Linked DNA regions of Mus musculus: region 1 is linked to region 2. Evidence: chromatin loops called from intact Hi-C (ENCODE). Cell type or tissue: left cerebral cortex. All regions are shown on one strand. Links, peaks and the distances in the headings refer to the core of each region. The heading gives the core; the rest is flanking DNA.

The links. Hi-C counts contacts between places; a loop is a spot of excess contacts. Peaks named below come from ENCODE experiments on the same cell type or tissue, not always from the same donor. Only the 100,000 strongest peaks of a DNase experiment are listed, where the experiment ranks them.
Region 1: a loop joins it to region 2, with 7 times the contacts of the local background. A loop is called at or near these places in 1 of 42 quality-filtered maps.

Annotation. Positions count from the first base shown.
Region 1 is chrX:139,681,141-139,689,264 of GRCm38, reverse strand. It overlaps Tbc1d8b (TBC1 domain family, member 8B), which reads right to left and starts at 4,269. Exons shown (of 21, transcript NM_001081499.2): 1 at 3,955-4,269. The coding sequence starts at 4,084. In left cerebral cortex, for the core only: no CTCF peak of the experiment used is centred there; DNase peaks (open chromatin) are centred at 3,650, 4,302 and 4,730; H3K4me3 peaks cover 1,475 bases.
Region 2 is chrX:139,609,187-139,611,686 of GRCm38, reverse strand. Rnf128 (ring finger protein 128) reads right to left here and starts at 1,067. Exons shown (of 7, transcript NM_023270.5): 1 at 398-1,067. The coding sequence starts at 881. In left cerebral cortex, for the core only: a CTCF peak has its summit at 1,075; DNase peaks (open chromatin) are centred at 523 and 1,089; H3K4me3 peaks cover 1,619 bases; H3K27ac peaks cover 1,367 bases.

The DNA of each region.
Region 1 (8,124 bases), core at 3,419-5,918, 74 kb before region 2:
TTTTCTTTCTTTCTTTCTTTCTTTCTTTCTTTCTTTCTTTTGAGACAAGTTCTTTCTGTTTAACCCTGGCTGTCCTGGAACTCACTCTACAGATCAGGCTGGCCTCAAACTCAGAGATCCACCTGCCTCTGCCTCCTTAGTGTTGGGATTAAAGGTGTGCATCACCACCAACCTGCTGGGACTTTCTTTTTGATAAGCCAATATGATACTTTATTCTGAGTATGAGTTGCATGTGTATGGGGAGTAGGACTTTCCAGACCTATCATAAAATGGTATGTTTACCCTTTGAGATTTCTTTGTGAGCACGGAATCCAATAACATTTTGCTAACACATATGTAATATGAACATTTCCAGAGTTAGACTTTTGAGTTGGGGGCTTAAGCAAAAGAAAAGCTTTGGGTTTCTATGACATGGACAAAAAAGGGTTAAAAATTCCCTTTATTACATGTGTGTTTAGAGAAAATCATTTAGAGTGATTCATAAAGTATACACAAATATAAAATGAAAGATTACATCAAATATTTTAAAATAAAGTGCTTTTTTCAAATGTAACCATGCTCTAATTACACAGATGCCTTAATTTCAAAGGGATAGTACCAAAGTAAAAGAGGAGATAAGGAAACAGAACTATTTATACTCTTTTGTTTTAATGTTTGTTTTCAACCGGTGTTCTACATGAAATTAAAAATAAAAAGGTCTGCTGATGGTAACTATAAATCCAGTGTCTAAGATCCTTCTTACCATTATTCAGGTATGAAAACTTCAAGAGTAAAATTCTTTCAACAAACACCCAAGACTTCCTGATTGGCAGGTCTCCCTAAGCCACATTCAGGAGAGTACTTAACAGGAGGTAGTCTACGTAGTGGCTCTCATCTGCCAAGCAGAGAAAATTGCTGATTTGTGCTTAATAAGCCAAGTATGCATAAATTATTTTAATTACATCAAACAAGGGGCTAAATTTAGCTGCAATCGTGCAGTCTTTACCTTTCTCAACCAAGGGAGAATGTGAGGCAACTAGAAAAACCCAGGGTAAAATAGTCTCTAAATAAACAAGAAACCAAAGCAACAATAACAACTTTGGGTATAACAAAAAATTTTTTACAAAAGTTCCATTCTGCTGTAACCTAGGATAACTAAGAAAGACAAAGTTTGATAAATGATCAGTAATCTAACCAGATGCCCACTAAAAATATCTTATAATTCTAGAAAAGGGACCTTGGGACTCTAATGTGAAGATTCTTTTGAGAGAATCATCATTATGAAAGAAAAATTAGTTCACCAAGCTTAGTGTGGTAGTGAATACCTATCATACCAGCATTTGGGAGGATGAGGAAGAAAAACTGTCAGTTTGAAGCTGGCCTGAGCTATATAATTAGACTCCCCCACTCAAATGGAATCAACTAAATTTCATCAAATCTATACTCAAGATATAATATTATGGGGGTGGGGATTACTCCCAATCATCGCATATCAAAGAAAACAAATTTTAAAGTACAATTATTAACATTTCTCAAAGGTCACTGTCATTTCTCCATTATACCAAACATAAACTAATCTTATAAAGGGATAGTACGTAACACGACAACATATCAAATACATAAAATGGGCAAAGGCAGGTTTATGCTGGCCTATACTGATGCTCTGATGAAAGCTAATGGAAATGAGGACAGCACAGCTCTTAGCTCCACAAGTTTAACTAAGAAGGCAGTAGTTAGGCAGCCATGAAAATCAGCATACACTTTTGCTCTGAACCAAACGGAACAACAACAACAACAAAAACATTTAAAATATCTCTTTGCTCCTTTTTGAGTTATTTTGTTAAATTTATATGACTTTGGTGGTTATTTCAGGCATGTTATTGTCACAAGGAAAACAGTCATGCAGATACAAATTGACTATAAGTTACTCATCACAGCACATATCTGCAAGTGATAGAAATTTTCATTTATTTCTTCAGACGAAGTTCCTTGTGTTCTAGCAATGGGGAACTAATAAAAGAGGTGAGTGGGGTAAAGAGAAAATCCATTTTAATTGACCTGTTTGATACCACAGAGAAAGGGGGATGGGACCCTCACAGATGTGAAGGGGGAATGGGTTGAAGAACTTTGGGAGGGGGGACCAGGAGGAGGACAACATTTGGGATGTAAATAAAGAAAGTAATTAATTTTAAAAAGAAATTTCTATTTGAATGAAACTGTCATTTCAATGAAAACTTTTCTCTAAAACAACTTGTAATTTTTAAAGTTCAGGAAAAAATGTAAAATGCTACTTTTATTATAGGGGCAATTTTTGTTCCCATACTGCCTGAAGGCCCTTTTTAGAAGTTGGATAAGTCAGATGATTGTTAGTTGTAAAGTCATATATCTCATAGGACATATGAATTCTATCCACATTAGAGGAGGCTCGCCTTAACATAAACATACCTTTATGAACATTATCTTACAGTTTACACGCATATCTCCATAGAGTAAGCACCATTCTTTTTAGCCAAAGAAGATCAATGTCACATAAGCCACGAAACTTCTTCCTTCAACCCTTCAGTAGTCCTTTGGTTCTGATTCTATTTTTTTCTAGTAAACTAGTTAATCTTCCTAGTCTACTTCCACCCTCCTCTCTCAACCCAGCACTTTAAAGGCAGTGACCAAAATTATAATTCTAGCACAAAGTGGTACCTTAAGATTGCATATATGAGACTTTATACCCCATCATAGGTGGAATCAAGAGTGGTAAGGCAGGAGTGGGTGATTGGTTGAAGGAGCACCCTCATAGAGGCAAAGAGGAGGGGGGCAGGGAGATATGGGATAAGGGGGTGTGGAGGGGAAACCAGGAAGGGGGATAACATTTGAAATGTAAACAAATAAAATGATCAATAAAAAAAGAATCTCAGAAGAGAAAAGCAGTTTAAACCCACCATAAAAAAAAAAGATTGCATATATGAAAGAATTTGATCAATGCCATCCAACAGGCAAGAGGTAAGGATATGATCAAAATTCAGGTGGTCAGATTTTTGCTTCTTCCCTCTACATCACCCTCCCCAAATTAAGCTGCTCCACCACTTCAAAGCCCTAATACCAAACTAAGAATTACCATGAAAAACAGCTCTTGTCTCTCCAAGGTCCAAATTTGTAAAAAGCCCCTATGGAAGACTAAGGATCTAAAAACAGCCTTCTTTGTAATCTTCAGACATGGACCAGTTTTGAATTAAGATTAACAACTGTGGGAGACTGGCTTAGAAGAGTTGAGTCTCCTTCTTGTTTAATTGGTTTGGTTTACACATCTTTGAAAGAAGGGGCAGAGCCAAACTCACTGGAGAGAAATGTACTCTTAGAAGAATACAGGGATTCCAAGGGTTGAAAACTTGGATATAGCAAAAGACGCGAAACTGAGAGGAGGTGAGTAATTCTGAGGGCTACTCCTTCACTTCCCCAGCATCAAGCAGCCCCATGCCCCGACCCAAATCTCACTTGCAGCCTCTCTCTCAAGGTGTGATTGGGGCACTTCGTTCTCCTTAGGATTCCCATGTCCTAGCAATGCCCCTCACACACTCGCACTCACTCCCTAGGGTGGTGATTATTTGTATAGGTTTTGGAAAAAAAGTTAAGTCCACACCCGCGAACCCGCTCTCCTCGCCTGTCTTAACGGGACTAGTCTAGCTAGCGCACTGCACTGCCCATCAGCCCCCTTCGCCATGGGAAGCGACCCATCAGGTACTGGAAACCCCCTTAGCTTCTCCTATCGCGGTAAGACCCAAAGAGCAACTGGGAGTCCTGTGCAAGACAGTCAGGACGCGGTGGTAGCAGAGGAAAGGTGGTGGCGGGAGCAGAATTCCCCAGTCAGTCGCCCTGGGTTTAAGATGAGGCAGCGGGCAGCGACGAGTAACTGTTTGCCTTGCCACCTATTCAGTGACAGCGGACCCAGCCCTAACGCAGGTGTAGCTGGCCACAACCTCTTACCTGTAAGTCCCCCTCCTCCTTCTTCCCCGTAGCCTCGACGCCTTTGCAGGACAAAGTACTCGTTGGATCTTTCCATCAGCCACAGCTTCAGCGCATTTTTCAACAGCACTTCCTCGGGCTTCAGCCACATCTTGAAGAACTTTGTGCCGCCTCGGGAACGGAGGCGACCTATTTGTCCTCCTCACCTCCACCCTCCCAGCCTGTCTTTACCCCTCTACTTCTCCTCCCACCAAGTCTTCCGTTGGCGGCGGCGCCTCCGGAGGTTTTCCACACTTCCCCCAACCGTGCCTTCTCTCCCACGTAGGCAGAGAGAGTGCCAACTCCCTCCCACGGAGCTACTGCCAGACTGGGAAATAGCCCCGCTTCACCTCCTCTTGGGAGTTGTAGTTTTCTATCCACTTTTCCCGTACCCGGTCTAATATAGCCCTAGACTACATTTCCCACAATGCACTGGGTTACTAGTTGGGTGGGTTGGGGGCGCCTTTGAGGCGCTCCCGCCACCAGTTAAGTGAGTTTAGCCTGTGTAAAGTTAAAGAGGGTTTTCTTTTGTCTTTTTGCTTCAAATAAGCTAACCCCGTGTATGACAGCAGTGTTCCTAGTTCTTTTATAGTGAGAGGACTAGTTTGTTGAAAACAAAGTTTCCGGCATTTTTGAGTAATGGCCCATCCAGGAAGCAGTAGCCTGCAGCAACTTCCATTTACTTTGCGCCTATTAGGTAGTAGGTGATTTCTCAGGTAATCCTCAGGGAAATCTTTCAAAGTGGATCCTCCGCTTTGCTCGCTAAGCGCTAGCAAGCGAAGTTACTTACCCACGCTCTCACAGTGGGTGAATAGACTTGTTATTCAAAAGCCTTGCCTAAATTAAATTCTGTCCATTCATACCAGAAGAATGTAAATCTCAGAAAACACTTCTTCACACACACACACTTGCGATTATCCCTTCCCCCATGCTGCCTCTGTTTATTTGACTACTGGCTGAAAAATCTCTACTCCAACTTTTTAGGTATTTCTTTTTTTTTTTTTTAACCTTAAAAAACAAACAAACACCCGAAATTCCTTGCAGGGCAGGGCAGCCTATTTTCTTGATACCTTGACAATGCTGCACAACAGCCTACGCACTAAAATGAAAGAGTTCTGCTGTGAGGAATTATTTGAGGGCTGGTTGTTGTTATTGTTGTTGTTAGGATAACTCAATCCCGACAGGAAAAGAATAGAGTGAAAGTGAAAACTGGCTTACAGAAAGAATGCAAATAAAAGGTCCTGAGAAGTTGGCAAGGTATTCAAAATAAAGATATAGGGCCATGTGGCTAAGACAATGGACTGGGACACTCAGACTAGGAGTCCTGGAGCCAGTGAACTCTGCCCCAAGGAGTGTCTCCAGGCTAAATCTTCCAAGACTTGGGCGGTTTCTGGCGAAGCAGGTATATGTCACAAGCAAGTATTTATTTTTGTGGAAGAAAAACGCAACCATCACCACCACCAACAAAGCAAAATCCCAAGGCAGAGTGTTTCCTAGCGCAAAGTCACCCTTTGAAGGTGTATTAAGGCACATCGTTTCTCCATTTCTTCACAGTAAAAGGTCAATAAATGCAGCAAATGTGGATAGCCTTTGTCTTCCTTCATTTGTACAGTTCCAGCCGCCATTGTCCGTCAGTATGCTTATGGTTCTAGTTATGGCAAAGAGCATCAGGATTGGATGGTTCCTTCTCTGTACGCTGAACCCAGCCAGGGCTACCCAGATACTCTGTCTTAAGATCAGGCCCACTTCCAGCTTGGAGCTGGAGCTGGGGATTTAGAACACTTTTGCATTTATAAACAAACACTTCACTGATTGTATAAAGAAAACAGTTTTCAAATTGAATTATGTCTATTGCGCTAAAATTTGTCTTGATCATAATGTACTTCAAGTCTTTGCAAATAATTGTTTCTCTAAAACCACATTTAAAATACCATGGCATTCTTTTCATTGTCCAATTATGAATATTCCTGTAAAATACTTAGGAATTACAAACAATCTTGAATATCGCTGCTGATATTGTCCTGGAACTTAATGTATCGCATGCTATGCTCATTAATAAGTGTCTTAGTTAGGATTTTCATCGCTGTGAAAGGATACCATGACCGAGGCAACTCTTTTTTTTACTTATTTTATTTATTTACATTCTAGCCATTGCCTTCCCTCCTGTTTCCCCTCCCACAATTTCTCATCACATTCCTCCTCCCTTGCCTCCTAGAGTGTGCTCCCCACCACCAGGCATCCCCCTTCCCTGGGGGCCTCAAGTCTCTCAAGGATTGAGTATATCTTCTCCCACTGAAACCAGACCAGTCAGTCCCCTAATATATATTTGCCAGGGGCCTTGGACCTGTGTGTCTATGCTGCCAAGGCAACTCTTATAAAGGACAACATTTAATTAGGGCTGGCTTACAGGTTCAGAAGTTCAGTATATTATCATCATAGTGGGAAGCAGGGTAGTATCCAGGCAGTCATGGTGCTGAAGGAGCTGAGAGTTCTACACCTTGTTCCAAAGTCAAACAGGATAAGACTGGCTTCTAGGCAGCTAGGAGAAGGGTCTCAAAGACCACCCCCACTGTGACACACTTCTTCCAAAAAAGCTACATCTACTCCAACAAGGTCACACCTCCTATTAGTGCCATTCCCTGGGTCACACATACTCAAATTACTACATGCTACTCCCTGGCCCCCATAGGCTTGTACAAACCAATGAGTCTCTGGGGACATACCTAGCCATAGCATAATGCAAAATACATTTAGTCAACTTCAAATGCCCCACCCCCATAGTTTTTAACAGTCTCAACAATGTTAAAAGTCCAAAGCTCAAAGTCTCTTCTGATGTTTATCCAACTACTTCACTGTAATCCCCTATAAAATAAAAAAAAATAATAAAAAAGCAGATCACATACCTCCAACATCACAGGATATACATTACCATTCCAAAATGTCACAGTGGGGAAATATTGGACAAATGCAAGACCAAAAGCCAGCTGGACAAATTCCAAATCCTGCATCTCCATATCTGATGTCAAAACACTCTTCAGATCTCCAACTCCTTTCATTGCTGTTGACTGCAACAAACTTTTTTCTCCTGGGCTGTTTCCATTCCCTGTCAGCATCTTTCCTCAGCAGGTATTCCATGGCTCTGACATCTCTAACATCTTGGGGTCTCCAAGGCAACTTCGACTTTACAGGTTCTTGTTCTACACACAATCTTCTGGGTTTCTTGAAAGGGCTTGGGTCACTTCTCCAACTCTGTCCTCTGTAGCACTCAAAGCTCTGGTTGACTCTATTCCACTGCTGCTGCTGTTCCTGGTAGCCATCTAATGGTTGGTACTGGAATCTCTAATATGCTGGGGTTTCTCATTGCAATTAGGCTTCACCAATAGACTCTCATAGGTTCTCTTTATGGTGTCAAGCCTTAACTTCTTTGCATAATCCCTTTAGTCCTAGGCTGTCACCTGCAATGGAGGCTACTCTTTCACTAATGCCCTGGCCTCACACAGAGGCAAGCTTCAGCTGCTCTCTATGATCCTTTCATGCCTTTAACACCATTACCCATCTGGGTGGTTCTTACATATTACTAAGTCCAGCTGCAACATGAGGTACAATCCTGGCTATATCTGGAACATAACTTCTTTGCATTCTCGGAAAATACATCCTAAAAGATTTTACCTCAATGATGCTAATCTCTTCTTAATCACCGATAATTTCTTAGCTCCAGCTAGCCAGCATCGATTGTCCCAGTAGTCCCTTTTATTCCTCACTCTAAAGCCAGAGTCACATGGCCAAAGCTGCCAAGTTTTGCAGTTTGCTTGAGCTGGAACATGGCCCCCTTGTTCTATTACAGTATCAACAGCTTTCTGTTTCCCAACTCCTTCACCGCCTAAACTTGGCTGTCCTGGAACTTGCTCTGTAGATTGACCTACCTTGAACTGAGAGATCTGCATGGCTCTGTCTCCTGAATGTTGGGATCAAAGGCATGTACCACCATGCTCGGACTTAAGCTTTTCTTCACCTAGAAATTTCATTGCCCGAGCCTGGCCTTGAATTCAGAGAACTATTTGTCTTTGTGTCCTGGTATGAACCACCATGCTTGGGCCTAAGCTTTCATGGCCACTATTCCTCAAGATCTAGATCAAAAGTGTGTGTACTCCA
Region 2 (2,500 bases), core at 1-2,500:
CGCAAAGCGATTCCCAGGCAATGTTCTCCCTCCTAGTTTAAAAGCCAATGCCCACCCTCCCACACCCTTAATCCCAGGAAAGCACCCTTGTGAAACACCAGGAAAAGAAGCGAAAACCCCAACTGTGCCAGCCTCTGCGACCCCCCCCCAAGCACCCCACCCCGTTTGTCTTACCCTTTTCCACCAGAGGCAAATTAAATTCTGAAGAATTCTTTTGCACCCAACCCCTACACCTGAAGACTCTCGGGAGGACCCTGCTCTACTTAGTGGGGGCAAAAAAAGGGGCACCCGTTTTCTTTCCAAGCAAAGGGACAGGGAGAGGCAAGCAGGGAAGGAAACCGGGGAAGCTGGTCACCAGTAGAGGTTTGAAGAGCTGCAAATTAGTAGCTGCACTCACCCGGGTGAGACATGGGGATGACCTCATTGCGGGTCCCAGGGAAGTTAAAGATGACCGCTCCAGAAGCCCCTCTCTCTGAAGCCAGATGGATCTTGTCCGCGAAGGTGCAGCCTCCACCGCGTTGGATGAGGGCCAACCAAGATACTTGCACCGTGCTCCCCCAAACCGTGGGCACCGTGAAATTGGTGTGCGGGTTACAGGCGTTGAGCGCCCCGGGCCCGTCGGGCGGTACCAGGACCCCGGAGACGGGCTCCAGCGGCGAGTCCTGGCCGTACACGCCCTCCTCGCTCAGCTCCCACACCGTGCGGTTCACTCCGGTGTGCGGAACCCGCCAGGACACGTTGAGGTACGCGGTCCACACGGCTTCGGCTCCCCGGGAACCGGGCGCGTGCGGACTCAGAGCCAGAAGGAAGCACCAAGCCAGTAGCCGGGCAGCTCCGCAGCCGCCGCGGCAGTAGACCCCGATCCCGGGCGGCGGCCCCATGGCGCGCACTCGGCAGGCGACCCGGGCTGGGACTAGGTGCGAACCAGGTGGGGAGCCGGCGGCTAGCAGCGGGCGCGGGGCCAGCGAGGTCGCAGGCTGCCCTGCCAGCCGGCACGCAGCGTCAGCGGCCAGGCTACTGCAGACGCAGCTCCTACAAGCAAGCGCTAGGGATGCTCGCTCGCGACTGCCGCGGCCTCGTCGGGCTCTGGGACGCTCGCGCGAAGCTCCGCCCACCCGGCTGGGGGTAGAGGTGGCTGGGAGAGAGAGCCAGCCAGCGAGCGAGCGAGCAAGCGGAGAGGAAAAGGACACTGCGGGATCCGCCTCTTAAAAGGGTCACAGGATGGGGAAACGTTACAGGAGAGACTCGAGGTTGGCCAGCCAGGTGTGTCCTGTCCTTTTTAGGAAGAATCCTCGGCCCGAGAAACTGGAGAATGCGCCAGTTTACAAGCTTTCAGTTCGGAGTCGGATTGGAGTTGGTTTTGAAAGGCACAAATTCCATCTCCTTTGCCTGAAGGGGAGTTTGGGCTTTGTGGTAGGAAAGTACTTCTGAACAGCCCCAGGTCCAAAGGGTGTGAGTTCTGAGTAGGTGTTTAGTGCTGGGGTTAGAGGCTTCCTGTTTCCCCCTCCCCCTCCCCCCCGGAAAGGACAAGCAAAGCACGTCCTCATTGCTCCCTTTATTTAATTACCTTCTTAGTGGCCCCAAACAGCACGTTTCTCTTTCCCTGATCTCAGCAAGTGCTATACGTGTCTTTGCTACCCGAGGCTAACACACTGCACCAGATGCCTCTTGCAAGCAATTTTGATAACCACAACAGAATTATCATCTCCACACACCTCAAAGCCAAGCTCCCCTTTTTAATTCACCTTCCACAAATTAGGTTTGACCTAACTGATTTTCCAGCGAGATTCATGATCTTAACTACAATACCTTTCTTCTCTTGATACCAACTAAAATGAGGCCAGCCCACCTGGACAACTCACACATGTCTCTTGTTTATGAGTTAGTCATAGTTCAGCATACATTTCTGTCAATATTATCTATCAATGACTACATTTACTGGAATCACTAAAACTGTGCATGGAACTAAGCTGAATTAATATACCAGGTGACAGCCACTTTAGAATTTATTTATGATTTTGAATTTTAGACAGAGTCTCCCTGTGTAGTCCTAACCAGCCTGGAGTTAACTATGTAAATTAGCACCATAGGCATACTTTAGGGCAATCCTCTTGCTTAGTTGCGATTACAGTTAAAGACATGTGCTACCAGGCCCAGCTTCTGAACAGTTTTTAACCTTTAGAATTTACTTCTCTGCGCCTCGATTTGTTTATAAATTGTAAAATGGGAATGAAAACATTGAGCGCATGGAGTTGATCAGATGGTTAAAAGTCTTCCTGTAAACCACTCAGGATGCTGTTTAGCTGAGTATGAAAATTACGTTAAATATTGTTACTCGACAAGTTCAGGGGCACAGGAGTTCTACAATATCAATTGTCGTTACCTCCCAGTAATAACCAGAGACCATGCTGTTTATGAATTCAGTCTTAGCTACATTTTTGGTTCAGTCTAATTTCCAGCATTCCCAATCACTCTCATCTCTAAATCCTCGGCTAAGCAT